Linked DNA regions of Homo sapiens: all the other regions are linked to region 2. A link is a contact called in ENCODE Hi-C or POLR2A ChIA-PET data. All regions are on one chromosome and are shown on one strand. Each heading gives the region's core, a stretch centred on a gene start or an enhancer-like site at or near the end of the contact. The rest is flanking DNA. Distances are from core to core; before and after follow the strand shown. Region 1 holds the start of COMP (cartilage oligomeric matrix protein). Region 2 holds the start of CRTC1 (CREB regulated transcription coactivator 1). Region 3 has its middle 18 kb from the start of COMP.

Region 1 (3,842 bases), core at 1,343-3,842, 110 kb before region 2:
GGCCTCTGTTGTCCGATCTTGGGACACCCTCAGGAACTCCACCTTTGTAGTTCCCTCCGCCTGGAATGCCCTTCCCTGCAACTCCCCGTGGCCCAGCCATGGATAAGGCCACGTGTGTCCAAGCCCCAGCACTGTGACCAGCCTGTGGCAGGGGCCTGGCTTCCATGTGCTCCTGTCCTAGCTGTGTGCAGCATATGCCAGCCCCCAGGCCCCACTGGAGCTGTGGTTTTCCCGAGAATTCCAGTGCTGCCAGGAGCGGCCCCCAGGTGTGCTGAAGGCCAAGGAAAACAGGAGGTGAGCTCATGGCCCCAATGTAGGCAGCAGGCAGGGCAGGCACTATTGAGGACAGGCTTCATTGGAAATGCTCTGGCTGGGACCAGCTGCTTCCACCAACACTCCACTTATAGGCCTGTCTCTCTTCACGCACTCTCTGTGGCTCCCCATTACCCTCGGGAGACCACTGGAGCCCCACACCACCAGCACTGCCCTTTCACACACAGCCTCATCTCCTGCTTCTCACTGAGCCCCAAGAGCTTGTCACCTTGAGGTCAGTCCATCCAACGGGCCAGGTTGGTTCCTGCCTCAGGGCCTTTGCCTATGCTGTTTCCTCTACCTGGAATGACTTTCTGCTACCTCTGCCTGGCTGTGTCCTCCTCATCATCCGGTCCTCAGCTTGGTGGTCCCTCCTCCTCCAGAAGCCCGCCCTGACCCATCCCCTTTCAAACAGATCAATTTCCTGGGGACTCCTACCATTGTCTGTGTGTCCCGTCACAGCCATGAGCCCACTGGGCTCCCCATTTGAAGGAGAGACTGGGTCTGGCTTCTTCACCCTGTGTGCCCATCACCCAGCACAGGAGACATGACACACAACAGTCCTTGATGTTTGTGAAATAATTATTGTGTCTAGAAATGTCCCCACCTCCAAGCTTCACATGCTTCCCTCCACCAAAACTGCCCTCACCTTTTCCCTCTGCTGATCCAAGTCCTCCTTTTCTTTTATGTCTGTCTCCTTGCTACCTCCTCCAGGAAGCCCTCGGTGACTTCTCTGTAGGCTCCCCAGAAAACATATCTGGCTCTGAGTCTAGATTCACCCCTGCCCTCGGGCAGTGGCCTTAGGCCAGTCACTTTTTCTCTCTGGGCCTCAGTTTCTCTGTCTATAGAATAGACGCTGTGAGTACTGGAAGGTGGGAGTGGAGAGTGTTAACTGATTGCAGGAGGTTAAGGGGTTTTGTAACTCCAGAGTGTGGCTGGCCAGTTAGCGGTAACTTTTATTTTTATTACAGGCTGTTCCCACAGCAGCTGGAGCACAGTTTGGAAGGTATGGCACAGCCTGGACAAACAGAAGCCCCGGACCTCCCCTTGCTAGAGCCCTTTAACTTGCTCCCCTCCAGATGGGGGCCTCACACCCCATTGCGCAGATTGGAAAACCAAGTGGGCCTGTCCCCTTGGACAGGGGTTGGGGCAAGATCCTGAACGCTGTCCCCTCCTCCACCAGCCGAGGGACCATGGGGAGGGGAGGGAACACCAGCAATGAGTTGGGTTGGGGGGAGTCATTTGCAGCCCTCCAGCGTTGGGGCCAGAAGCGGCCTCCTTGGACAGAGGCAGGAAAATTGAGAGTCCCAGGTCTCAACTGCCCCTCCCCTATTTTCCATTCATCATCATAATCATCATTACTATTAATCATTAATTAATAATTATTAACTTATTACCTCCATTGTGCAAGGGAGGAATTACGCCTGGGTAATTTTTGTACTTTTAGTAGAGATGGGGTTTCACCATGTTAGCCAGGCTGGTCTCAAACTCCTGACCTCAGGTGATCTGCCCGCCTTGGCTTCCCAAAGTGCTGGGATTACAGGTGTGAGCCACCGCACCCAGCAACTTACCCAGTTTTGAAGCACTTCAGGAGGAGTGGAGGGCCAGTCAGTCTGATCCATAGTGGGTGGACCTATTTTTTCAGACGCTGGTGACTCTGTTTCCCGAAGTGTGAGCTGAGAGCGTGGCCATGGAGCCTGCCTTGTTTGGAACTGGAACTCAGGTTTGGCATACAGCAAGCACTCAATCAATCAATCAATCAATGAGCTGAATGCTATGGCTGGATCCTGTAATCCCAGTTATGTGGGGAGTATCGCTTGAGGCCGGGAGTTTGAGACTACTAGCCTGCAGGACATAGCCAGACCCGGTCTCTAAAAATAAAAATAAAAATAAAAATAAATTAGCTGGACTTGGTGGTGCGGGCTTGTAGTCCCAGCTACATGGGAGACTGAAGCAAGAGGATGCGATACAGCCACACCCCGTCACACACACACACACACACACACACAGACGCACACACACAGTGAATGAAAGTGGGGGCAGTACCCCCTGACTCCCTGCCCCACCAGCTCTCTCCACAGACCCCGGGACTCAGTTTCCCCACCATGTCGGATTCAGCCGCGGGCGACTTCGCGGGGCATTCCGGGCGGGGACTTGAACGCAGGGGCCAGCGCCATCTGTTTACCTTGAGGCTGGACGTTGGGCAGGGCTGTGGTGGGCCGTCCCTGGGGCCGGCCGTGCCTTGGGGATAAATAGGCCCCGCGGGCCTCGTGGGCGGTAGAAAGCGAGCAGCCACCCAGCTCCCCGCCACCGCCATGGTCCCCGACACCGCCTGCGTTCTTCTGCTCACCCTGGCTGCCCTCGGCGCGTCCGGACAGGGCCAGAGCCCGTTGGGTAAGCCGCGTTAGCACCCGCGCCGTGCCCACGGCCCCACAACGGACTGTAGGACCCGTGAGAGGCCCGGGATCCAGGCTGTTTGGGGCTCACGGACTGTTCGTAGGGGACGTGCCGGGCGCAGAAAGCAGGTGGCGGGACCGAGACTAGAGGAGCGCAGTGGGGCCTCGGAGGTCCGGGTTCGCTGCAACGGTGGGAGTTGGTGGTGGGATTCCCCGGCCCCATGACGCCTCACCAGGTCCCCTGCCGCCGCAGGCTCAGACCTGGGCCCGCAGATGCTTCGGGAACTGCAGGAAACCAACGCGGCGCTGCAGGACGTGCGGGAGCTGCTGCGGCAGCAGGTGCGGGGCCCGGGTGCGGGGCAGGGAGTGCCAGGGAACGGAAGGGGGTCTCAGTTCCCAGCGAGGAGAGAGGAAGTACCCGAGAAGGTGGAGAGGAGATGGGGAGGGAAGGGGGTCGGCGGGTAGGGAGTCCTTGGCGAAAAGAGGCTGTAGAAAGGGACCCCGGGGTAGAGAGAGGGGAGACCCGAGGGATGAGGAGAGGTTGGGACCCCGCTGATTCCATCCCACCCCTGCAGGTCAGGGAGATCACGTTCCTGAAAAACACGGTGATGGAGTGTGACGCGTGCGGTGAGCGCGGCGGGGCGGTCGGGAGAGAGAAGAGACGGGAGACAGAGACACAGAGACAGAGACAGAGAGCCAGGGAAAGCTGGGGAGGAAAAGAGACGGAAGGAGATGGAGGCTGACGGAGAGGTGGACGGACGAACGGGAATGGGATGGGGTGTGTAGAAACAGAGACAAAAAGAGACAGAAGCGGTGAGAGAGTTTTGGGGAAGTGAGAGACGCCACGGGGCAGAAAAGCGGGACAGAGACTCAGAGAAGAGACCGGGGAGACCCCGCGGTCAGAGCGCGCAGCCTCTGGGGCGGGATCGCGGACAGCGCAGGATTTCGGGCCGCCCCGGGGCGGGGGGTGGGGGGGAAGGGGAAGCCTCCAGCCCCGGGGCGTGGCCATGATAGGCTCTGCCCCCGGGCGAGCCACCGATCAGCCCCGCCGCTTCTCCCCCCTCCCCCCCGCAGGGATGCAGCAGTCAGTACGCACCGGCCTACCCAGCGTGCGGCCCCTGCTCCACTGCGCGC
Region 2 (3,993 bases), core at 447-2,946:
ATTTTCTTATTTTTTTTTCATTCATTCATTCACCAGCCATCTCTTTCTCTACATCCTGAGCAAGAATGTAGCTGCTTGGAGCTGGGAGGACAGATGTGGCACACTCACCGAGCATGCCTAAAGCAGTACCTGGGTGACAGTGAGCTCCCAATCATTACCAACACAGAAATGAAGACACAAATCCTAGTCTATAAGGTCACAATCTCTCAGAGAAACAAACAACTAGTTACAAAGTAACACAGACTGAAAGTGCTACCTAAGGAATCAGAGACTGAGGTTAAGTCTACCTGAGCCAGTCACATCAGTGGCTGAATCTGGAAACCAGGGATACGAGCATCTGCAAAGCCCACCCAAACCCTCCCCAAGGCCCCAGGATGCAGGAGAGAGGTCTCACCACACTGCAAGAACAAAGTGGAGATTCAGCATCACCTTTGCAGAGTGTGCTCACCACCCTGCCCCAAGAGGAAGGTCTTGCTAGAATGCCTGACAAGAAACTGAGGCCTGAGGAACTCGGGTGCCTTGCCGTGCTCAGACACCAGCCCCAAGCCCCTGCTCCTGGCCCACAGCAACTTCCCAGGTGAGATTTGCAGGGTATCTGCTCTGCCAGACAGGAGCCTGGCAGAACCTGGCCTGCCCCTGCACACCAAATGCGCCCAGCCACCTGAGGCAGACCTGGCCCTCCACCCTGGTCCTGAGAGGGCAGGGGCTGTGGTCAGCATCCCCTGTTCCACTGGGAGGAACATCACCTGGCCCCCACCATATGGGCTACATGGAGAAGGGGCAGCTGTCTCCACTCCAAGTTCCAGGACTGAGCACAATCTGCCTTCTTGGCCCCCCTCTGGACCCCCTGGGGGACAGGATCTGACCATTCCCTCAGCTGTCCAAGAGGGAGAGATCCCTGTCCCACCTCAGCTCTGCAAGTGGGGACATCCGTTCCTCCCCCAACACCCAGGGAGTAAAGGCACAGGTAACCATGACGTAGAGACACCGGTCCCCCTCAGGTAGCAAGAATGGGAGGGCATCTGTCCCTCCCAGGTAGCAAGGATGCGGGGGCACTTGCACCCTCACCCCCAGCTACCAATGGTGCTTGCAAGCAGCACCCAGCTCATACACCTGTGTCATCCTGCCCCCCCAGGTAGCAATGATGCGGGGGCACCTGTCCCTTCCAGGTAGTAATAATGTGGGGCACCTGTCCCCCTCGGGTAACAATGATGTAGGGACACCTGTCCCCTGTCAGGTAACGACGAGGTACTAGCACCTGTTCCCTCCTAGTAGTAATGATATAGAGGCCCCTGTCTCCTCCGGGGAGCAGTGATGCAGGGCACCTGTACCCCATCAGGTATGGATTTTGTGGGGTCACCTGTCCCGCCCACGACGCCCGGGGCGTGGGGACACCTGTCCCCCTCGGGCCGTGCCAAGCCCCGCCCCCGCCGCGCGCGCCCCGCCCCCGCCGCGCCCCCCCCCACCCCGCCCCGTGCACGCGCCGGACACGCGCCCCCTCCCTCCCTCCGCCGGCCCTGAAGGGTCGGCGCGGGCAGCCCCCTTACCCGCGCGGCCCGCGTCAGGCTCAGGTCCTTCATGACCTCCTCGAAGGCCGCCGTCTCCTCCGCCTGCTTCTGATTGTGCAGCGCGATCTTCTCGCTGAATTTCCGCGGATTGTTCGAAGTCGCCATCTTCTCGCCGCCACCTCCTCCTCCTCCTCCTCCTCCTCCACCTCCTCGCCCCCCCACTCGCCCGTGCCACCGCGCAAGCGCCGGCTGGGCCCACGGGCGGCGAGCAGTGCGCAGGCGCGCCGGCGGTCGTGAGCGCGGCGCAGGCGCACAGGAGCGGCGCGCGGCGCGGGGGCGAAGGCGCATGCGCGCGCCCAGGCGCGCGCTCGGGGCCCGCGGGAAGGGCGGTGGAGCGCGAGTGGAAATTTCAACGCCGACGCAGTGATCCGCCTCCTGGCCCGCTGGACAGCGGCCTCTGGGCTGTTGGACAAGGACCGCGGATCGGCTGGGGCACTGGAGCCCCCAAGAGGGAGACGGCCTGACCCAGATCCTCCCAATTCACAAGGGTGGGGCCAGGCACCCCCCCCCGCAAGGATTGGTGGCACCCCAAGTTGAACCTGGGTTTGGACTAAGAGCTCTGAAAACAGACTAGGGCGTTGGTCACTCATGCATTCATTCATTCAAGGAATATTTACTGAGCACCTACTATGTGCCAGGCAAACTGGAGTACAGGCGTGAACAAGCAGAGGTGATCCCTGCCCTTATGGAGTGTACAGTCAGAGAGGGGGCAGACATAGCACACAAATAACCAAGAACTTTTCAGATGGAGGTAAATGTGATGCGGTAAATAAGACCAGTGGCCAGCCACAGAACATTAGGGAGGGAGGCTCCTGCAGCCACCACAGACAGGGAGGCGGAAAGTTATCTTAGCTAAGACCTGAACCCTGCAATCGGCTCTCTCAGTCCATAAACCTAGCTGTTGCCCTTAACGACTTTCTTTTTTTTTTTTTTTTTTCCCTTGAGACCGAGTTTTGCCCTTGTCGCCCAGACTGGAATGCAGTGGTGCGATCTCGGCTCACTGCAACCTCCTCCTCCCAGGTTCAAGCCATTCTCCTGCCTCAGCCTCTCCAGTAGCTAGGATTACAGGCAGGCGCCACCACGCCCAGCTAATTTTTTTATTTTCAGTAGAGACTAAAGACCATGTTGGCCAGGCTGGTCTTGAACTCCTGACAGCAGGTGATCCACCCGCCTCGCCCTCCCTAAGTGCTGGGATTACAGGCGTGAGCCACCATGTCCAGCCGACGACTACTTTTTCCCATTCCCTTGCAATGGGCATATTGCTATTCTCTGGATACCTGAGCCCAAAGAACTGGAGTTACAGAGCTTCAGCCTTCCCTCTGCATACTTCTCCAGTCCAGTCTTGTTCAAGGATCTCTATTTTGCAACAAGGTGCTAACAGAAGGGTCCAGAAATCCCATCAAGACTCAGCAGTGAAGGAAGGAGCAGAGACTCCCCCGATGGCAGAGTGGTAAGCCAGGGAAGCAGGAGGGACTCTAACCCTCCCTCCCTCAAGAGAGGGACCCCCAACCACCAATATTGAAAGTTTATATTCAGGAGGCTGCAGGGATTTCAGAGTATGGGCTGGGTGGAAGCTAGGAAGGTCAGCTGGGGGAATTGATGATGGCTCTAATGGCACAACAAGCACACATTTTATTGGACTGAGGATGGCTGGAGGGGATGCTGACATCTTCCAAACATGCTTTGATTCATGCTTTACAACAGGTAATAAAATGCTCATGTTAAATATATATATATATATATCGATTTTCATTTAGAATGCCTTGGATATTGCCACTGCCCTACTTTATCTTTGTTTTGAGACAGAGTCTCACTCTGTCGCCCAGGCTAGAGTGCAGTGGCGCAACCTTGGCTCACTGCAATCTCTGCCTCTCAGGTTCAAGCGATTCTCCTACCTCAGCCTCCCAAGTAGCTGGGATTACAGGCATGCACCATGATGCTCAGCTAATTTTTATGGGATTTTTTTTTTTTTTTTTTTTTTGAGACGGAGTCTCTGTTTCCCAGGCTGGAGTGCAGTGGCACAGACTCAGCTCACTGCAACCTCTGCCTCTGGGGTTTAAGTGATTCTCCTGCCTCAGCCTCCCAAGTAGCTGGAATTACAGGAACCCACCACCACACCCGGCTACTTTTTGTATTTTTAGTAGAGACAGGGTTTCACCGTGTTGGCCAGGCTGGTCTTGAACTTCTGACCTCAGGTGATCCGCCCGCCTCAGCCTCCCAAAGTGCTGGGATTACAGACATGAGCCACCGCACCCGGCCATCTTCCTTCTTGATATGATTTTGCGCACTTTGGTAAGCTCCTATACTTTTTGCCTAACAAGCATATTCCTTCTCTCAACCCCACCCACTCCCTCAACTTTTTAGTGTCAACAACCCTTATTTGGGGAACACTGGTTCTGACTTTCAGTCTGTGAGATGTGAATGG
Region 3 (3,826 bases), core at 613-3,112, 130 kb before region 2:
TCTCTACTAAAAATACAAAAAATTAGCTGGGCGTAGTGGTGGGCCCCTGTAATCCCAGCTACTCAGGAGGCTGAGGCAGGAGAATCGCTTGAATCTGGGAGGCAGAGGTTGCGGTGAGCTGAGATCACACCATTTCACTCCAGCCTGGGCGACAGAGCTACTCAGCCTCCTGAGTAGCTGGGACTACAGGCATGAGCCACCAAGCCGGACTAATTTTGTTTGTTTGTTTGTTTGTTTGTTATGTTTTATAGAAACAGAGTTTCACCGTGTTGCCCAGGCTGGTCTCAAACTCCTGAGCTCAAAGAGATCCACCCATCTTGGCCTCCCAAAGTGCTGGGATTATAGGCATGAGCCACGGTGCCAGGCCAATAACAGCACTGTTTAAAATTGTGAGAAAGGAAGTAGGCGTGATGGCTCACGCCTGTAATCCCAACACTTTGGGAGGCTGAGGCGGGCAGATCGCCTGAGGTTGGGAGTTTGAGACCAGCCTGACCAACGTGGAGAAACCCCGTCTCTACTGAAAATACAAAATTAGCCGGGCATGGTGGCACATGCCTGTAATCCCCGCTCCTCGGGAGGCTGAGGCAGGAGAATCACTTGAACCCGGGAGGCGGAGATTTTGGTGAGCTGAGATCGCACCATTGCACTCCAGCCTAGGTGACAGAGCGAAACTCCATCTCAAAAAATAAATAAATAATAAAAAGAAAAAGAAAAAATAAGCCAGGCATAGTGGCATGAACCTGTAGTCCCAACTATTTTGGGGGCCGAGGCAGGAGGATCATTTGAGCTCAGGATGTTGAAGCTGCCATGAGCCATGATCACGCCACTGCACTCCAGTCTGGGTGACGGAGAGTTACCCTGCTGTCCCCTAAAAAAAGGCTGGACTCGGTGGCTCACGCCTGTAATCCCAGCACTTGGGAAGACCAAGGTTGGCAGATCACTTGAGGTCAGGAGTTCGAGACCAGCCTGGCCAACATGGTGAAGCCCTGTCTCTATTAAAAATACAAAAATTAGGGCCGGACGTGGTGGCTCATGCCTGTAATCCCAGCACTTTGGGAGGCTGAGGCAGATGGATCATGAGGTCAGGAGATTGAGACCAGCCTGGCCAATATGGTGAAATCCCATCTCTACTAAAAAATACAAAAATTAACCGGGCGTGGTGGCATGCACCTGTAGTCCCAGCTACTTGGGAGGCTGAGGCAGGATAATCGCTGGAACCTGGGAGGCGGAGGTTGCAGTGAGCCGAGACTGTGCCACTGTACTCCAGCCTGGGTGACAGAGTGAGACTCCATCTCAAAAAGGAAAAAAAAAAACACAAAACAATACAAAAATTACTGGGGTGTGGTGGCACGCACTTGTAGTCTCAGCTACTCAGGAGGCTGAGGCAGAAGAATCTCTGAAACCCAGGAGGCGGAGGTTGCAATGAGCCGAGATCACGCCACTGCACTCCAGCCTGGGCGACAGAGTGAGACTCTGTCTCAAAAATAAAATAAATAAATAAAAGGAAATTAAATAACCAAAAAGTAGAAATGATCCAAATGTCCCTCAACAGACGAATGGATAAACAAAATGTGGTCCATCTATGCAATGGAATATGATTCAGCCACAAAAAGGAATGAAGTACAAAACAAAAACAAAACAAAAGAGGAAGGATGCACTGCTCCCTGCTACAGCATGGACGAACCCCAAAAACACATGCCAAGTGAAAGATGCCAGACACGAAATGTCACATAGTGTGTGATTCCATTTGTAGGAAATGGCCAGAACTGGCAAATCCACAGAGACAGAAAGCAGATTTGTGGTTGCCAGGGCCTGGGGAGAGGAAGGGGGAGTGACCGCTGATGGGAACGGAGCGTCTTTACGGGGTGACGAAATAGTCTGGAAGTAGATCGAGGTAGTGATTGCACAACATGGTGTGTGCACTGAATGCCAGGGAATTGTGCACTTTATTTTATTTTATTTTATATATTTTTTGAGACTGAGTCTCACTCTGTTGCCCAGGCTAGAGTGCAGCTTCCAGGGGTCAAGCAGTTCTCCTGCCTCAGCCTCCTGAGTGGCTGGGATTACAGGCACGGGCCACCACACCAGAAAACCGGTTTTGGAGCCACTCTGTGTGTTGCGTTCTGACCCTGTCACTTATTCCCTTGCACCATCTCAGGCAAGCAGCTTCCCCCCAAGCCTCCATGTTCAGCTCTGGGAATGGGGTCACATGAAGCCCCCCCTTCCACCTTTCCACGAGCTCCCAAAGAATAGTGACAGATCCTCCTTGTTCCCATTTGCGCCCCAGCACCCGATGCAGAAATGGGCACACTCTGGGAAAAAAGTAGACTGTTGAATGAATAAACGATGGAAAAACGCATCAGCTCCAAGGTTGAGCTCCCAACCTCTATTTTTCTTTTTCCTTTCCTCTTTTCTTTTCTATTTTCTTTCTTTTCTTTTTTGAGACAGAGTCTTACTCTGTCACCCAGGCTGGAGTGCAGTGGTGAGATCTCAGCTCGCTGTAACCTCCGCCTCCCAGGTTCAAGAGATTCTTGTGCCTCAGCCTCCTGAGTAGCTGGGATTATAGGCATGTGCCAGCATACCAGGCTAATTTTTGTATTTTTAGTAGAGACGGGGTTTCATCATGTTGGCCAGCCTGGTCTCGAACTCCTGACCTTAGGTGATCCATTCACCTCAGCCTCCCAAAGTGCTGGGATTACAGGCATGAGCCAGTGTGCCCGGCCCCCAACCTCTATTTTTTGAGGGAGTTGCTCCCTGGTCAGGGGGACAAGGGCAGGGGAAACTTTCCTTAGCTGGAAAAACCCTGCAGAGGCCAGGAGCAATGCCTCATGCCTGTCATCCTAGCACTTTGGGAGGCCGAGGCAGGAGGATCACATGAGCCCAGGAGTCCAAGACCAAACTGGGCAACATAGGGAGATCCCATCTCTACAAAAAGTTTTGGAAAGTTAGCCAGGCATGGTGGCAAGAGACTGTAGTCCCTGCTACTCAGGAGGCTGAGGCAGGAGGGTCGCTTGAGCCTAGGAGGTGGAGGCTGCAGTGAGCCGAGATCGCACCACTGCACCCCAGCCTGTTCAGCCTGGGTGACAGCGCAAGACCCTCTCTCAAAAAAAAGGAAAAAAAAAAAAACCCTGCAGAACCCGGGCCTCCAAGGAGGGCATGGCAGGGCGGGCCGGGTCCGAGCCGCTTCAGCAGGAGGAACAGTGGTATGACGAGCCCTTTCCACTCTGTGGTCAGACTCCCAGCCCGGAGAGCAATAAAACAGCCCTGCTCAGACTGGAAACATTTTCCTTTCATGTGTTTCTGGAGGCGCTGGCATGGTCCACGAGGAAAATTCCAGCGGAATAAGAAGAAATGTCTTCAGCATCCACCGAGGGCCAGGAAGGGGTAGTCAGGCCGGGAAGGGGTAGTCAGACCCGGGCCTCGGGGGAACCCAGCCATGCTGGGGGGAGGCCTCGAGGCCCAGGCAGGGCCAGGCAGCTGTCAGCGCATTATCTGGGTCTGGGAGGCTCCTGTGGACGACAGACCTCCCCAGCCCCGTGGTGGTGAGGATAGCGGGTGGCCTGGCCTGTTGGAGACAGCTCTCCTCAGGAATTCACATAAAACTGCTTTGAGATGTGTCTACCATGCATGTTGAGCCCATGGGGTTCCCAGGTCTGGGAGGGAGCCTCTCGGTACCTGGCACAGGACGAGGGGGTACAGGTCTGATGTGCCTTCTGCTCACATACCTCCCATGGCTCCCCATTGCCCTGGGATGGAGTCCAAGTCCCATCGTCCCAGGGCTTGTGGGCCCTTCCAGCAGTATGGCCCTTTCTCCCCTCACTCTGTG

The links. A loop is a pair of places that touch in the nucleus more often than their neighbours do. ChIA-PET counts read pairs that join two places held with the same protein, here RNA polymerase II (POLR2A). Pooled maps may share reads with other maps.
Region 1: a pooled map shows a loop between it and region 2 (2.2-fold over the local background). The contact joins the promoter of COMP here to the promoter of CRTC1 in region 2. A Hi-C loop is called at or near these places in 3 of 50 pooled maps. POLR2A ChIA-PET finds 5 or more read pairs at or near these places in 4 of 52 experiments (GM10248, GM12878, HEK293 and 1 more).
Region 3: a map of ascending aorta shows a loop between it and region 2 (2.8-fold over the local background). The contact joins the enhancer-like site here to the promoter of CRTC1 in region 2. A Hi-C loop is called at or near these places in 1 of 168 maps with a recorded cell type or tissue (ascending aorta) and 3 of 50 pooled maps. POLR2A ChIA-PET finds 5 or more read pairs at or near these places in 4 of 52 experiments (HEK293, MCF 10A, RWPE1 and 1 more).

The regions. Positions count from the first base shown.
Region 1 is chr19:18,790,055-18,793,896 of GRCh38, reverse strand. COMP (cartilage oligomeric matrix protein) reads left to right here and starts at 2,592. Exons shown (of 19, transcript NM_000095.3): 1 at 2,592-2,706; 2 at 2,962-3,047; 3 at 3,284-3,335; 4 at 3,783-3,842. The coding sequence starts at 2,628. RefSeq lists enhancers at 2,273-2,851, 2,852-3,432, 3,433-3,842.
Region 2 is chr19:18,681,383-18,685,375 of GRCh38, reverse strand. It overlaps CRTC1 (CREB regulated transcription coactivator 1), which reads right to left and starts at 1,696. Exons shown (of 14, transcript NM_015321.3): 1 at 1,548-1,696. The coding sequence starts at 1,673. RefSeq lists a silencer at 1,707-1,796 and an enhancer at 2,007-2,306.
Region 3 is chr19:18,807,632-18,811,457 of GRCh38, reverse strand. No RefSeq gene overlaps it. Among named protein-coding and RNA genes, the nearest start is that of COMP, 18 kb to the right of the region's middle. Within about 2 kb of position 1,862, at least 7 of the 41 ENCODE cell types and tissues checked have a DNase peak (open chromatin) inside an H3K27ac peak, as active enhancers do; they include ascending aorta, where a contact is called at or near this core.